Linked DNA regions of Homo sapiens: region 1 is linked to region 2. A link is a contact called in ENCODE Hi-C or POLR2A ChIA-PET data. All regions are on one chromosome and are shown on one strand. Each heading gives the region's core, a stretch centred on a gene start or an enhancer-like site at or near the end of the contact. The rest is flanking DNA. Distances are from core to core; before and after follow the strand shown.

Evidence for each region. A loop is a pair of places that touch in the nucleus more often than their neighbours do. ChIA-PET counts read pairs that join two places held with the same protein, here RNA polymerase II (POLR2A). Pooled maps may share reads with other maps.
Region 1: a map of PC-9 shows a loop between it and region 2 (11-fold over the local background). The contact joins two enhancer-like sites. A Hi-C loop is called at or near these places in 2 of 168 maps with a recorded cell type or tissue (PC-9 and ascending aorta) and 3 of 50 pooled maps. POLR2A ChIA-PET finds 5 or more read pairs at or near these places in 5 of 52 experiments (BJ, CD4-positive, alpha-beta T cell, MCF 10A and 2 more).

What each region holds. Positions count from the first base shown.
Region 1 is chr1:225,811,942-225,816,940 of GRCh38, forward strand. All of the region lies in intron 1 of EPHX1 (epoxide hydrolase 1), which reads left to right. Among named protein-coding and RNA genes, the nearest start is that of EPHX1, 4.3 kb to the left of the region's middle. Within about 2 kb of position 1,495, at least 26 of the 41 ENCODE cell types and tissues checked have a DNase peak (open chromatin) inside an H3K27ac peak, as active enhancers do; they include PC-9 and ascending aorta, where a contact is called at or near this core.
Region 2 is chr1:225,697,630-225,702,411 of GRCh38, forward strand. LOC102723834 (a long non-coding RNA gene) reads left to right here. Exons shown (of 4, transcript XR_426933.4): 2 at 2,628-3,477. Among named protein-coding and RNA genes, the nearest start is that of ENAH, 47 kb to the left of the region's middle. RefSeq lists an enhancer at 2,127-3,326. Within about 2 kb of position 2,647, at least 11 of the 41 ENCODE cell types and tissues checked have a DNase peak (open chromatin) inside an H3K27ac peak, as active enhancers do; they include PC-9 and ascending aorta, where a contact is called at or near this core.

The DNA of each region.
Region 1 (4,999 bases), core at 245-2,744, 110 kb after region 2:
AAGATGATGTGTAATATGGAGATAAATAAAACTTTAAAGAGGGGAGAGGAGTGCCAGGTGGAAAGGGAAGGCCTCACTGAAGGGTGGCACTGGCATAGACCTGAAGAGTTAGGGAGCAGCCAAGCTGCTGCCTGGGGTGCAGGTGCAAAGGCTGGGGGCAGGAGTGTGCCCAGCTTGAATGGCCTGATGTTTGTGTTTGCAGAGTGTGGGTCAAGCTGATGAGTGACCTACTGGATAAACTGAACTAGCTCAGTCTGTAAGTGAGGGGACTCCTGAGCTTTCTGCGGCCTTCTTCCCAATTCCAGGAAAGGAAGGACCTTCCACAGAAAATAACTACTCAGCAAGACAGCCAGGGTGAACCTCAGCACCATCTGTGACAAGCCACATGCTCTCTGCGTGATGCCTCCTGCCTCTCAGCTGTGCCTGAAGCACACTAGCTGGCATGGACTTACGCGGCTGGGAACATCTTCAGGAAGCCCTGAATGAGGGCTCTGTGGGCAGAGGGACCTTTGCAGAAAGGGCATCTTGACCACTGCAGGAGGTGGAGTGACTCTCCTGGGGTGTCCTGGTTCCTGCCTGATGTCTTAAGCATAACTGGCATTTTCAGGGAGCCCAGGTTCACCAATGCACAGTGCCCCTCCTGTCGACCTGATACCCAGGCTTGGTGATTGCTCACCTGGCACCTTGATTCCCGTTCTGGTATCTTGGCCCAGGCCCAGACATGTGAAAGCAGGGGCTACCGAGATTCATTTCTCAGTTCTTACGCCAAGAGGTTCAACCACATGGATCACAGCTGGGTGTACCAAATAAGGGAGGACCAAGCATGAGCTGGTCACCCCTGCTGAAGAAGTAGCTCGAAGCCCACCCACTCGGGGACAGAGTGGGCACAGATGGGATAGACAGATAGTGATTCGAGGGGTGCCTAGGATCTCATACTGAAAACCCACCTCTGCTAGGGCCATAAATCCCATCAACAGCAATTCATTCCTTTGAGAGGTAATACAGTGATGTGGGAAGAGGATTGGGCTGGAAAAAAGACTTGGCTCATGTCCCAGCTCTGCCATTAATGTGTCCCCTCTCTGGACCTCATCTGTAAAATGAGGTTAGGCTCAGCGATCTGCAGGCCTTCTTGCAGCTCTGCTATGTGATGATTCTGTGGCAAAGTCTGAAGGGATTTCAGGAAAGGAATGTGTAGGAGGGAAACAGTAAGTTTTGAAGGGACTCAGTGGGCCCTGTAGCCTCTGCTGGGTCCAGTGAAGACACTTCAACTAGAGTGAAGGCCCTGGCCACAGGGTAGGGGAGGCAAAATCTTAAGAGTTCAAGAGCCCTGAGTCAAGGCAGGAGGGTCACTGCCCAGCCCAGCTGGCCCCCTGGGCTGCCTGTGTGTGGTTCTTGACCCAGACCTAGTGGCTTAGGAGCAGAGTCTCCAAGGGGCTGTGGGATAAGGTGGGGATTGCAGGAGGGAGAAGGCACCCCAGCAGTTCCCCCGTTAGGGGACCAAAGCGTTGCCAAGGATCCAGCCACACCCCTCTCCTGAGGAGGGAGGAGCTGGTGGGCGCTCCAGGAAGAGCTTCCTCTCAACAAGGAGAAAACTGCGCAATCCAATCCTCCGTTATATAACTGAGCACACGATTGTGCAAACCAAGCTCACACTGAGCAGCCTCCCCTATTGTCAAGGTTTATTTACTTTCCCAGGGGAAGTCATAGTTCATCCTTTCTCAGCAGAAAGCAGCCATTTGACTGCCACAGCCTGACCTACGGCATTCCAGGAGATGGGTTCAGAGACCTGGTGTGGAGTCCTCATGCCCACCCGCCCTGCTGTCTGTGTCTTTCCGTCTGTTGCCTGGTGGGTGGGTGTGGTTTAGTGCATGGTCCAGCCCCCGCACAGCCACACCCATTAGGCTCTCCAAGGCCTAACTGAGCAAGCTTGCAGAAGAGGGGAAAGTGTTCTTTTCTCTGAGGAGTTAAAGAGACTTCTGGAAAATTCTCCAGCTACTCCACAAACTAGGATCACAGGCCTTGTTCTTAGGTCGGGAGCAGGAGTTTTTGCTGCCTTTAGCATTTGGGAAGTTTGATGAATAGAGACTGAATTTGAATGTCTTTTTGGTACTTAAGAGCTGGATTAACTACTTCACATATCTGAGCTTCATTTTTAATTCTTTTTAAAACAGAAAAAGTGGCTGGGCAAGATGGCGCACACCTGTAATCCCAGCATTTTGGGAAGCTGAGGTGGGTGGATCACTTGAGCCCAGGAGTTCTGAGACCAGCCTGGGCAACAAAGTGAGACCTCGTCTCTATAAAGAATAAATTAGCTGGGAGTGGTGGAGCACACCTGTAATCCCAGCACTTTAGGAAGCTGAGGCAGGAGGATCTCTTGAGCCCAAGAGTTCAAGACCACCCTGGGCAACATAGCGAGACCCTGTCTCAAATAATTTTTAAAAAGAAAAACTACCTCTTCTTAAGATGGTTGTAGTATGGGAGATGGTGTGTTTAAGTCTTCCCACCCCAGTGTCACAGCTCAGGGCTTCTCTAGCCTTCCTCACAGCGGTTGGGGGTGCCCAGACACATCCTGAAGTCTAGGCCGTGTTCTGAGTGTCTCTGCCACGGGCCCGCCTGGCTGGCTTTAGTCCAGGAGCAGCCTGGACTGTGACTCTTGAAGGCTGTGGGAGGCTGGTGACCGGGAGCAGGAGGTCTCAGTGCATCCCTGAAGGGTCAGAGAGCCATGCCGTGAGAGGCCAGGAGCAGGCAGCCATTGGCCCTCCAGCCCTCACCAAAGGCCACCACCTCAGCTTGTCCTCTGGCAACTCAGCCTGGGAATTTGCTTTCCCTGTGGAACGAGAGACACTGGCCGCATTGAGGGGTGACTTTCCGGTCCTACAAAATTGTAGCCCTCTTTCTGCTAGAACTGGTGAGACTTGGCTAATTTCGGAGAGACTTTAGGAAAGTAAGAGAAATACATTGGTCCCAGTGCCAAGCCCCAAGGCCATCTTTCCAGGTATGGGTATATCCTGCAGTGATAAGAGAAGACTGACTCTTACCAGCTCTTTGGGGGAAATGAATATACTTTCCCACGTTCCAGTTTTTCTGGCTGTGGCAGGACCTGTTTGCTGCCAAGTTGTTCCTGTGGGGAAACAGCAGTGGGCCCAGCAAATGTAGCCACCAGGTCGGGGCACAGCCACCAGGTGGAAGAAGCAACCCTGCCCTCTTCCGGTTCCATGTGTGCCTCACTGAGGCAGGACTTCCAGACCCTACCAGGAAGGCTGCTATCCGGGTCATAGTGATACCCTGTCAGGACATCGTTGTTTTTGTCTTGTTTTTTTTTGAGACAGGGTCTGGCTCTGTTGTCCAGGCTGGAGTGCAGTGGCGCCATCTCAGCTGTCTGCAAACTCCGCCCCACCAGGCTCAAGCCATCCTCAGCCTCCCAAGTAGCTGGGATTACAGGCGTGCACCACCATGCCCAGCTAATTTTCTTTTTTTTTTTTTTTTTTTTTTGTAGAGACAAGGTTTCACTGTGTTGCCCAGGCTGGTCTTGAACTCCTGGGCTCAAGCGATCCACCTGCCTCAGCCTCCCAAAGTACTGGGATTACAGGCGTGAGCCACGGCACCCGGTCGAGATGGAACATCTTAATTTCAGAGTTGCCTTCAGGACTGTTGATTGAACCCCATAAATATTTTTAGTCTTTTGGGACTTTTAAACTCCTTTTTGAAACCTAAGCATTGCCACAAACAAACTAACCTTCACCACGACCAAACAACCCAGAACTCGGACCCTGGTCCTCGGGCTGCCCTACAGGAAGCACCCCTAGTCCTCTTGCTGCTCTGCTAGATGAGACGGCAGGCTCAGGTTCCTCCATGAGGCCCGGCTTTCAGTGCTCTCCTGTTACACACTGCAAGGAAGCTTCCAGATCGTGGAGCACATTGTTGAGGAAAAGACACCTTGGGGAGAAGGGGGAGGTGCAGAGTGTGGTTAATGGTGGGAAGGAACTCCGGTAAGTGTGTTATATGATCTGCTCCTATTATCCCCTGGAATAGGAGCCTCTCTCCACTCAAGTAGAGAATGCCAAGGACTGGCCCGGCATGGTGGCTCATGCCTGTAATCCCGGCACTTTGGGAGGCCAAAGCAGGCGGATCGCTTAACAGGAGTTTGAGACCAGCCTGGCCAACATGGCGAAACCCCTTTCCTACTAAAAATACAAAAATCAGCCGGGCATGGTGGTGGCAGGTGCCTGTAATCCCAGCTACTCAGGAGGCTGAGGCATGAGAATTGCTTGAATCTGGGAGGTCGAGGCTGCAGTGAGCTGAGATTGCACCATTGCACTCCAGCCTGGGCAATAAAGCAAGGCTCTGTCTTTAAAATTAAAAGAAAAAACAAGTTATTCTAACTTTTTTTAATTTTAAAAGATTAAAAAAAGAGAATGTCAAGGACTGAAATTGCATAGAGGGCAATGCTTTTTCTTTATAGGTGGTGAACTGGGTTCTGCTTGAGTTTTTTCTCTGGTAATTTAGAACCAATGGAAGCAACTCAACAGCTCTAATTTTAATTGGCAGAATGTGAGATGGAATGGGACCTCAAATGAAACTCCAGGCCAAGAGCTCATGAGCCCTGCAGCATGTGGGGCATCTCTCGGTCTTCTTGAGTTCTGTAACTTAAAGTTTGTGTGGCCTTTAAAGAGTGTGGAAGTAGCCGTCCCCTCTCCGAAGGTGCACAGGATTTGGCCAGCCCACCCGCGTGGCCTTCCCCTTCCCCTCTCCAGACCCTCCACAGCAGATGGGGCCACGGAGGCCTGGAGAAGTGGAGTCACTGACCTGAGGCTACATGGCTGGCAGGCAGCAGGGCCAGGCAGCAAAGCAGGCAGTGAGGGCCTAACTGCCCGCGGGCTGGCTCGGGGCTCCCTCAACCACATTGGCATCCCAGTGCCAATCCCAAATTGTTTTCTTTCTATCTCTCCAGACATGTAGATAGCATGGAGGTGGAGGGAATTCCCTCCCACACAGAGGG
Region 2 (4,782 bases), core at 1,397-3,896:
GCAGCTGCTGTGACCCACGTCACTGCACCCGACCCAGGCATGGGGATCCCTGACAAGTGGTCATGAGAGTCTCACATTTTTAATCTGTCTGGAAGCCAATGGGAGGTGTAAGGAAGCCAGATTCTGATCCCTAACAGTGGCATCCAATCAATTTGTGTAAATTTCTCATCGTGATCCCTTCCTCCTTACCATGGAGTTGGAGAGAAAGGGAGAATTCCCACACTTTGGCAATATGAAAGGACTATTCTGTAATCCTATTTTCAGGACAGTTTTCCTTCCTTTTAAAAATCCAGGTTGGCTGGGCTTGGTGGCTCATGCCTGTGTAATCTCAGCACTTTGGGAGGCCGAGGTGGGCGGATCACGAGGTCAGGAGATCAAGACCATCCTGGCTAACACTGTGAAACCCCGTCTCTACTAAAAAATACAAAAAATTAGCCGGGCGTGGTGGCGGGTGCCTGTAGTCCCAGCTGCTCGGGAGGCTGAGGCAGGAGAATGGCATGAACTCGGGAGGCGGAACTTGCAGTGAGCCGAGATCGTGCCATTGCACTCCAGACTGGGTGACAGAGTGAGACTCCGTCTCAAAAAAAAAAAATCTGCCTGTAATCCCATCACTCTGGGAGGCCGAGGTGGGTGGATCATGAGGTCAGGAGTTCAAGACCAGCCTGGCCAAGATGGTGAAACCCCATCCTACTAAAAATACAAAAAAATTAGCCAGGTGTGGTGGTGGGCGCCTGTAATCCCAGCTGAGGCACAGAATTGCTTGAACCCAGGAGGCAGAGCTGGCAGTGAGCCAAGATCACACCACTGCACTCCAGCCTGGGTGAAAAAGCGAGACTCCATCTCAAAAAAAAACAAAAAAAATTTTCAGATAAATTTCTCATCAGAATAGAATTCTATACCTGGGGCCCTTTGAATACTGTTTTGAATGTTGAACTTCATTTGAGGTGAAATAATGATGCTAACTCACATTTATTAAGCATTTACAATATGTCTTGCACCCCTGCAGGCACTTTATATCTATTTAATTTAATCATATAATGCTTATCTCTAATACCAAGGTTACATACTAGTGAGTGCCAAAGGTGGAATCCAACTCACCTTTTTCTTTTCTTTTCTCTTTTTTTTCCTTTTTTTTTTTTTTTTTCGATGGTGTCTCACTCTGCCACCCAGGCTGGAGTGCAGTGGCATGAGTTTGGTTCACTGCAATGTTTGCCTCTTGGGTTCAAGCGACTCTCTTGCCTCAGCCTCCCAAGTAGCTGGGATTATAGGTGTGTGCCACCAGGCCCAGCTAATTTTTGTATTTTTAGTAGAGACGAGGTATCACCATGTTGGCCAGGCTGGTCTTGAACTACTGACCTCAAGGGATCCGCCTGCCTCAGCCTCTCAAAATTCTGGGATTACAGGTGTGAGCCACTGTGTCTGGCCTAACACCTTTTTCTTTATAGAAAGCTGCCTGGTTTTTGAAGGAAGTCTTGAAACAATTTTTTTCTTCTTAAAAGTACTTTATAAAGTCTTTTGATTATAAAAATAATGTATGCTTATAATAGAAATTTTGGAAAATGCAAAATGTGTAAAGAAGTAGTAATTCTACTACTCCACATGTAACTGCTGTTAATATTTTAAATTCTCCTAAGGTATTTTTCTGCACATTTATTGATAATATTTCTTTTTTCTCCAAATTGTGATCTTAAAACTTTTAGACTTTCCAAAGATTTTGTAAACTTCTTTGAAATACCAGGAAGCCCATCTAACCCAGTGCAGCAAGTATGGACTTTTGAAGTTCAAACATAGTTTGGAAAATTGACCACACGGTTTCCAAGAGGAAACTAAAATTGGCAAAATGCCCTTTTCCACCCTGATAGGGGCTTTAAATGCCTAACCATTTGTTTTGCTGGCAGCAGGACCATTTTTTAGTGGCAACCAATGACTATTAGTGCCAATAAAAGTTCTTAAACCCCTCACAGCATTAATCATGCTCCAGATGTTACAAAAGTTGAGTGACCGAAAATGTACATACATTGAAGTCTTCAGCTGCTGCCTCAAGGTCATGGGGATTTCAGCTTCATTCTCTTAATTCAGAGTTAAGCCAGACCCCATCAGTGAGATTTCAGCCTCATTATAAACCACAGAGGCTTCATTTTGCATATATTTCAGCATTTTATATTTTCCTTTGGCCACTCTCATAGTGTATGTGTTCCTTTAAAACATCTCCTCTTTGATGAATAGTCCTTCCTGGGGCCCTTTTGTAGGCATGAGAGATTATACTCTGTTTTGATTCTATCTTTGCCCCTGAGATACCAACCAGTAGCATTCTTCCCACTTTGTCTGATCAAATGGAATTATTTTTAGAAGAAGCTGCTGTGTTTGAAAGACAGCTTATAATCTTAAAAAAGCCCTTTACATTGCAGACATATGGGCTTCTTGACAGTGTGTGTCTAGAATTGCAATGTTTTCTCTGCCCAGAGGACTACCTTTGAATTCACCCTTTCTGCTTGTGTGTGTCTGTAAAGATAAATGAATTGCTTTGGCACTGAATATAGTAACTGTAGCGTGCATCATTTCTGACAACTACTTCCTGAACTTCTTCCCTGAGTTTTGTACCAACTGTTCTCATTGGTTCTCCGCAGAGCTCGTGGCACAGAGGAAAATGGACATAAGGTAGCGGTAACAGGCTGGCGACTGTGGCTTTTACACATTGCTTCACACAACCCTGTCCAGGAGTTTTACACACTCACTAAACAAACAGAAGACACCATCCAATTCACTGGAGCCCCGTTGGATAAATACGGAAAGAATGTGGGAGCTATGTCATGAACCACAATGGTTTTGTGTTCTGTGTAATTTGAAGACGAGATTCCTTTGCTGTGTGTCACCTCCCATATTACCACTGTCGCCCAACATTTCATAACCATCAACTCTTTGCCAGTGCCCACATGCAAAGATGGGTTTGTATTAAAAAATAAATGAGAACAGCACATTCTGATGTGGTGTAGTATATCAGCATTTTCCATGAAACCTCGTCTCCGGCCTTCCCCTTTTAGGAAACAAAGGACCCGTGACAGAGCCTACTTATCCCGTTACAGCTCCTGGTGAGAAGGGCGAAGCCATGTCAGAAATAATAGAAAAGGCTTTTTCCTTTGAAATATCTAAACGTTCAAAGATGGGAACAGCCGCAGGGGGGAGAATACTGTGCTATGCAAGTTGATCTGATTTTGTGGACCATCCATTTCCAATTGGGAAGCTCACTTACTTTCAACTTGAAGCATCAGAAAACCAGACTTACAGCAGCTTCAGCCTATAGGGGTTTATTTTTCTCATGTAACAAGAAGAACAGAAGTGGACAGAGGCCGAGTTCTCAAGGACTCAGTTTCTTTCTGTCCCACCAACCTTACCATGTTGGATTGTCATCTTTGTGCTTGTTGCCTCATGATGGCAAGATGGCTGCAGCACCTCTGGGACTCACGACTGATTTTTAAGGTAGGAAGAAGGGGACAGGACTGTACTAGCCAGATGGCTTCCTTTCATCTGGAAAGCAAAAGGTTTCCCTGAATCCTCAGCAGATTTCTGCTGTCTTCCCATTGGCCAGAACTGTGTCACATGGTCACTTTTAATAGGTTTAAAAATGAGTTTTTCTTGGGAATATTGCTGGCTTGAACTAAATTGTGGTTCTGTTAGTGCAAAAAAGAGGAGTGGGTGGAGTTTGGTCACATACCTCACACAGCCGCTCTTCTTAAGATGCTACTTAGAGGATGGTAGGGACTGAGAGGAGGAGGCAGAAGGAGCATAGCGACCTCTTTGGAGATGTAAGTGACTGTCTACATCATGTGTTTGTAGAGCCATGGGAATCAAAAATAACTCTTGCGATAGATTAGCAGCCCCAAACTTTTTGTTCACATGCGAAAATCTCTGTAATGAATTGTTAGTTCCGTGTTACAATTATTATGAAAATCTGCTGTGTTTAAATTATTGGGAAAGTAAAAGTATGATTTTTAAAAGGTAAATCTGACCATTTTGCCCACCCCTGGCTTAAAATCCTTCAGGAGATTTCCATAGCTCTTGAGATAAAATGCACCATCCTTGGCATGGGCTCTAGAGACCTACAGGACACTATTTTAGCAGCCTCCTGTGTGTCTGTCTGCTCCAGGGCTCTCTCTCTGTCCCTCCTTTTCCCTAGAACCCTCTTTCCCCATTTGGGGCCTTGCAGCCCCTGCTTATTCTTCAGCTCTAAGATGAAGGGTTCCTTAGAGAAGCATTCCTTTACCCATCAGCCTGGCTTTGGGCACCCCAATAGGAGCGCTGAGTATTCTGATCGTCTCTTTAGCATTAATTTTTAATTTTTATTTATTTTATTTTATTTTTGAGACAGAATTTCACTTTTGTTGCCCAGGCTGGAGTGCAGTGGCACGATCTCAGCTCACTGCAACCTCCGCCTCCCGGGTTCAAGCAATTCTCTGCCTCAGCCTCCCGAGTAGCTGGGATTACAGGTGCCCGCCACCATGCCAGGCTAATTTTTTTGTATTTTTAGTAGAGATGGAGTTTCACCATGTTGGCCAGGCTGGTCTTGAACTCCTGACGTCAGGTGATCCACCTGCTTTGGCCTCGCAAAGTGCTGGGATTACAGGCATGAGCCACCATGCCCAGTGGTATTTATTTTTATAATTAATTATAAAAAATAATTAATTCTCAGTAAATTGTTTCAATTCTGCTTTCCCTGCTAGAATGTTAACTTTATGAAGGCCCCGTTGTTCTTTTTTCCTACTTGATTTGTAGCACCTAGTTGGG